Linked DNA regions of Homo sapiens: region 1 is linked to region 2. Evidence: read pairs that join two places in POLR2A ChIA-PET (ENCODE). Cell type or tissue: Panc1. All regions are shown on one strand. Each heading gives the region's core, and the rest is flanking DNA. Links, peaks and the distances in the headings are about the cores only.

Evidence for each region. Peaks named below come from ENCODE experiments on the same cell type or tissue, not always from the same donor. Only the 100,000 strongest peaks of a DNase experiment are listed, where the experiment ranks them.
Region 1: POLR2A ChIA-PET joins it to region 2 with 7 read pairs; 11 of 35 experiments call an interaction of 5 or more read pairs at or near these places.

Annotation. Positions count from the first base shown.
Region 1 is chr18:3,443,320-3,446,235 of GRCh38, forward strand. It overlaps a transcript of TGIF1 not described here. Among named protein-coding and RNA genes, the nearest start is that of TGIF1, 5.4 kb to the right of the region's middle. In Panc1, for the core only: no CTCF peak of the experiment used is centred there; no DNase peak of the experiment used is centred there; H3K27ac peaks cover 2,106 bases.
Region 2 is chr18:3,529,244-3,532,159 of GRCh38, forward strand. All of the region lies in intron 10 of DLGAP1 (DLG associated protein 1), which reads right to left. Among named protein-coding and RNA genes, the nearest start is that of DLGAP1-AS1, 63 kb to the right of the region's middle. In Panc1, for the core only: no CTCF peak of the experiment used is centred there; no DNase peak of the experiment used is centred there; H3K27ac peaks cover 1,608 bases.

The DNA.
Region 1 (2,916 bases), core at 188-2,687, 86 kb before region 2:
GATTATTGGCTCATGGGTTATACTGGCAGGATAAATTAATTAACTCCCACAGACTACAACTTCTTCATCTGTAAGGTGGGGATAATAATACTTTTTTTTTTTTTCCAGATAGGGTTTCGCTCTTGTCTCCCAGACTGGACAACAGTGGTGCAATATAGCTCACTGCAGCCTTGAACTTCCAGGCTCTGCAGGCTCTAACTCTGTGCACTACAGGTGTATACCACGAAGCCCAGCCAATATAATATGAAAATAATAATAATGAGAACTTTTTTTTTGAGATGTAATTTCGTTCTGTTACCCAGGCTGGAGTGCAATGGCGCAATCTCGGCTCACTCCACCTCCCAGGTTCAAGTGAATTCTCGTGCCTCACGAATTCACTTGAAATTCACTTGAATTCACCATGGGGTTTCACCATGTTGGCCAGGCTGGTCTCGAACTCCTGACCTCAGATGATCTGCCCGCCTTGGCCTCCCAAAGTGCTGGGATTACAGACATGAGCCACTGTACCTGGCCATGAGTACTTCTTAGGGTTGTTTTAAGTAGTAAATAAAATAAAAGAAGGAAAGTATTTGCATACTGCCTGGCATGCTGTATACAATAAATGATTGTATTCTTTCTTTTTTTTTTTTTTTTGAGACGGAGTCTAGCTCTTTCACCCAGGCTGGACTGCAGTGGCACGATCTCGGCTCACTGCAACCTCCACCTCCCGGGTTCAAACGATTCTCCTGCCTCAGCCTACCGAGCAGCTGGGACTACAGGCGCGTGCCACCACTGTGCCACCATGCCCAGCTAATTTTTGTATTTTTAGTACAGACGGGTTTCACCATATGGGCCAGGCTGGTCTCGAGGTCCTGACCTCATGATCCACCTGCCTCAGCCTCCCAAAATGCTGGGATTACAGGCATGAACCATTGCACCCGGCCTGTATTCTTATTTTAAATTATTCTTATAGTCTCACTTTCTTTTCTTTTTTTTTTTTTTTGTCTTTTTAAAATTTTTTAACTTTAATTTACATTTGGTGGTACATGTGAAGGTTTCTTAAATAAGAAAACATGTCACAGGGTTTGTTGTACATATTATTTCATCATCCAGATAAGCCCAGTACCCAAAATTTCTGCTCCTCTCCCTCCTCCCACCCTCCTCACTCAAGTAAACCCCAGTGTCTGATGTTTCCTTCTTTGTGTTCGTAAGTTCTTATCATTTAGCTCCCATATAGTCTCACTTTCATGCATTATTCATTTGATAAATATTGGGTACCTATGATGTGTTAGGCACTGTATTAAGTACATAAAGGTTTTGTTTGTTTTTGTTTTTTGTTGTTGTTGTTTTTGAGACGGAGTCTCACTCTGTCACCCAGGCTTGAGTACAGTGGTGCGATCTCGGTTCACTTAAGTGCATAAATATTTAATAATGAAAATTTTTTAAAAATAAAAAAACAAAACAAATTTAAAAAAAGATTTAATAATGAACATACATTTGAGTGGGAGGTCAGAGGGAAAAAACCAAGCCAACAGTCAAGTAAGCAAAATAATTGAAAACTGTGATGTTATGGAAGAAATAAAGGATTGAGCTAGATTTGTGGTTCTGAACCAGGGGTGATCCTCCTCCCCATGGGGATTTCTATCCCCATGGAACATCTGCCAACATATGGAGACATCTGTGTTTGTCACAGCTTGGGGGAAGGATGCCACTGGCACACACTGGTTAGTGTCCAGGGATGTCACTAAATATCCTACAATGCACAGGACAGCCCCACAAGAAAGAATGATCCAGCCCCAAACGTCAATAGGGCTGTGGTTGAGAACTCCTGAGCCACACGATGGCAGCGGGGCTACCTAATTTAGGTCAGGTGATCAGCGAAGACTCCTCTAAGAAGTAACATTTAGGCCTAGCCTTGACTGGTGAGAAACTGCCAGAGGATCAACAAGTGGTGAAGGAACATCCCGGGCAGAGGGGACTTGGGAACAAGTAACAATGGAAAACCCATTGCCTTTGTGCATAATATACAAATGCCTAAATGAAGAATGGAAGGGGGCAGTTACCAGGTCGGCCATGTCTCACTTAGTATATTCTCTCTTGCTTGAATTTTCAGAACTTTTTTTGTAGTTAAAAAATGAGAAGAAGGCCGGGCGTAGTGGCTCACGCCTGTAATCCCAGCACTTTGGGAGGCTGAGGCGGGCGGATCATGAGGTCAGGATATCGAGACCATCCTGGCTAACATGGTGAAACCCTGTCTCTACTAAAAACACAAAAAATTAGACGGGCGTGGTGGCAGGTGCCTGTGGTCCCAGCTACTCGGGAGGCTGAGGCAGGAGAATGGCGTGAACCCAGGAGGCAGAGCTTGCAGTGAGCCGAGATTGCGCCACTGCACTCCAGCCTGGGTGACAGAGCAAGACTCTGTCTCAAAAAAAAAAAAAAAAAAAAAAAAAAAAAAGAGAAGAAAAGCAAAAAAAAAAAAAAAAAAAAAAGCGCAGACAGATTGGAAGAGAGCTTCTTGTAAAACTGGAGGTAGATTTCAGAGCACAACCCCCCACAGTGTTCAGGAGGCCCTGGCGTCCCTGGCATAATCTGAGGTTAGTTTCTGCCCTCCACATCCATCTGACCTTCTGAAATGACAAGATTTCCCAGAGACCACTTGATTTATAATCAGATAATTTATGTTGGGTACCCAGTTTTATGCCTTTTAACTTTGTTATATTTGGATGTGTTAAGTGATCTTGACTTTTTAAAAAAAATAACTAACATCACTAGTTTGGGCATTAAGTGAGATTAAATAAGTGTTTCATAAACTGTAAAGAATAATACAGACACAGATGTTGAGAATAAGGAGAGTGAAGCTTGTGCTCAAGGAATTATCTTTCCGTTTTTTTGTTTTTGTTTTTGAGACAGAGTCTTGCTCTGTCACCCAGGCTGGAG
Region 2 (2,916 bases), core at 275-2,774:
GGCCCAGGAAGCTTGTCTGCTGCCTCCATCGTGAGGCTGCAGCAAGAAGGCGCCATCTTTGAAACAGAGAGCAGCCCTTGCCAGACACCAAACCTGCCAGTATCTTAATCTTGAACTTCCCAGCCTCCAGAACTGTGAGCAATAAATTTCTATTGTTTATAAATTACCCAGTCTAGGGTATTTTGTTATAGCAGCCTGAAAGGACTGAGGTATTACTTATTGAAGTTTTTTTTTAGCTAATTAGGAAGAAAGGTTTTGCTAAGTAAAATACTTTTATAAAACAGAATTTCCAGAATATTTCAAGGACTCAAATACATATTTACTGATCCCCTGTTATGCGTCAGAGGGTCTGGTGATATGAAGATGAGTAAGACAAGAATAATTTCTGTTTTCAGAAAGCTTACTTTTTAGTGGAAGAGAAAGATACATCGGTTATTATAAAATAATGTGGGAAGTACCTGAAGGACAAATACACAGGGCATTACAGGAGCACCAGGGCGATACCCAGTTCAGCTTGAACAACAAATTAGGCCTGGAACAACAGATGGTTGGGCAGTTCCCTCATGTTCATTATCTTGGGACTTTGCCAGCAGTGTACATTTCAAAATACAAATACGTTTCTCTTTCATCCTGAACATAGGCTGAGAAGCTGGTTTTCTGACAAGATTTTCAACCTTTCAAATATATGTTATTGTATTACAATACAACTGACTTGTTTTCCTAGCTCCTTTAGTTTTTCCTAAATCTTTATACAATGAGTATCCTCACACATCATTATAGAGTTGGGTTGAGAGAGGTAGATCAAGTCTCAGACTGAAAGGCCCATTAAAAGAAAACAACAGATAAGTAGTTTCCAAGAGTCCTGTTGAAAGCCAGCCAGGAGCTGGGTGGGTGGCTCATGCCTGTAATTCTGGCATTTTGGGAGGCAGAAGTGGGGGGATTGCTTGAGGCCAGGAGTTTGAGATCAGCCTGGGCAACACAGTGAGAATCTATCTCTATAAAATTTTTTAAAAATTAGCCAGGCATGGTGGTGCACACCTGTAGTGACAGCTCCTCATGAGGCTGAGGTGGGAGGATCACTTGGGCCCAGGACGTCCAGGCTACAGTGAGCTATGATCCCATCACTGCACTCCAGCCTGGGTCACAGGGCAAGACTCTGCCAAAAGAAAGAAAAGAAAACCAAAGAAAGGAGGGAAGAAAAAGAAAGAAAGAGAGAGAGAGAACACCAATCAGGAAGCTAGAAGGAGAACCAAATTTGAGAATTGAAATCTGAAAGTTTGTGCCATTGAGCAGTGGCACGGGATGTCATTGTTCCTTAGTTGCTGGCATTTTTCCTAGGAAAATCTGATAAACTGTGAGTATGTCCACAAGGAGAAAAGTGAATAAGATGATCCAACTAAGACTTTCTTACTGAAAACTACCCCTGCTCCCACTGCTGCTGAGACATACCTTGTTTACCTGTCACCAGGGCAAAGACCTAATTGTGCTTGGGGGTCAACACTCAGGTGAGTCTGCAGTGGCACTAACAGGGGCAAATGTCAAGGAGATTTACTTTTCCACTGCCAAGTTGTTTGCACTCATAATATGAAGAAGCAAAGGAAACCCATTTATGGGTTTTACAGAAACCCGTTAATGAATTTCCTAACTTGCCCATAAAGGCAAGCGATAAGCTAGTCAGTCATTTGACAGGGGTCAGGCAGGAGGAGCAGACTGGAGCTGTGAGTGAGAGAGTGGACACAGTGAAGATATCCCCAGTCTGATGACAACTGTTATTTTCCAGACTCCATTTCATTAAAAAAATGATTCCCCTAGGGAAAAACTCACTACTCTTTGACACCACTAGTTTGGTGCATTTAGTAAATGCACTTAACATGATTTATAGTAGATGTTAAATCTAATTAAGAAATTATTGGCCGGGCGCTGTGGCTCACCCCTGTAATCTCAGCACTTTGGGAGGCCGAGACGGGTGGATCACCTGAGGTCAGGAGTTCAAGACCAGACTGGCCAACATGGTGAAACCCCGTCTCTACTAAAAATACAAAAATTAGCTTGGCATGGTGGCAGGTGCCTGTAATCCCAGCTACTCAGGAGGCTGAGGCAGGAGAATCACTTGAACCCAGGAGACAGAGGTTGCAGTGAGCCAAAATCAGGCCATTGCACTCCAGCCTGGGTGACAAGAGCAAGACTCTGTCTTTTAAAAAAAAAATTATTGTTTTTGTTACGTACGATAATGCATGATAATATTTTACCTTTTTTTGAGTCGGAGTCTCACTCTGTCACCCAGGCTGGAGTGCAGTAGCTGCGATCTCTGTTCACCGCAAACTCAATCTCACGGGTTCAAGCCATTCTCTGCCTCAGCCTCCCGAGTAGCTGGGATCACAGGGGCCAATCTCCACACCCGACTAATTTTTGTATTTTTACGAGAGATGGGGTTTTACCATGTTGGCCAGGCTGGTCTAGAACTCCTGACCTCAAGTGATCTACCCGCCTCAGCCTCCCAAAGTGCTAGGATTATAGGCATGAGCCACCGCACAAGGCCTATGATTATACATATAAAAAATGTTTTCTATAAGTGTGAGCTACATAGGGAAGTGACACGATGCCTTGGATTTTCTTTTTTTCTTTTTTTGGAGACAGAGTTTCACTCTGTTGCCTAGGCTAGAGTGCAGTGGCACAGTCTCAGCTTGCCGCAACCTCTGCCTCTGGGTTTAAGCAATTCTCCTGCCTCAGCCTCCTAAGTAGCTGGGATTACAGGCGTGTGCCATTGCACCTGGCTAATTTTTGTATTTTTAATAGAAATGGTGTTTCACCATATTGGCTATGCTGGTCTTGAACTCCTGACCTCAAGCGATCCTCCTGCCTTGGCCTCCCAAAGTGCTGGGATTACAGGTATGAGCCACCACACCTGGTGCTGGA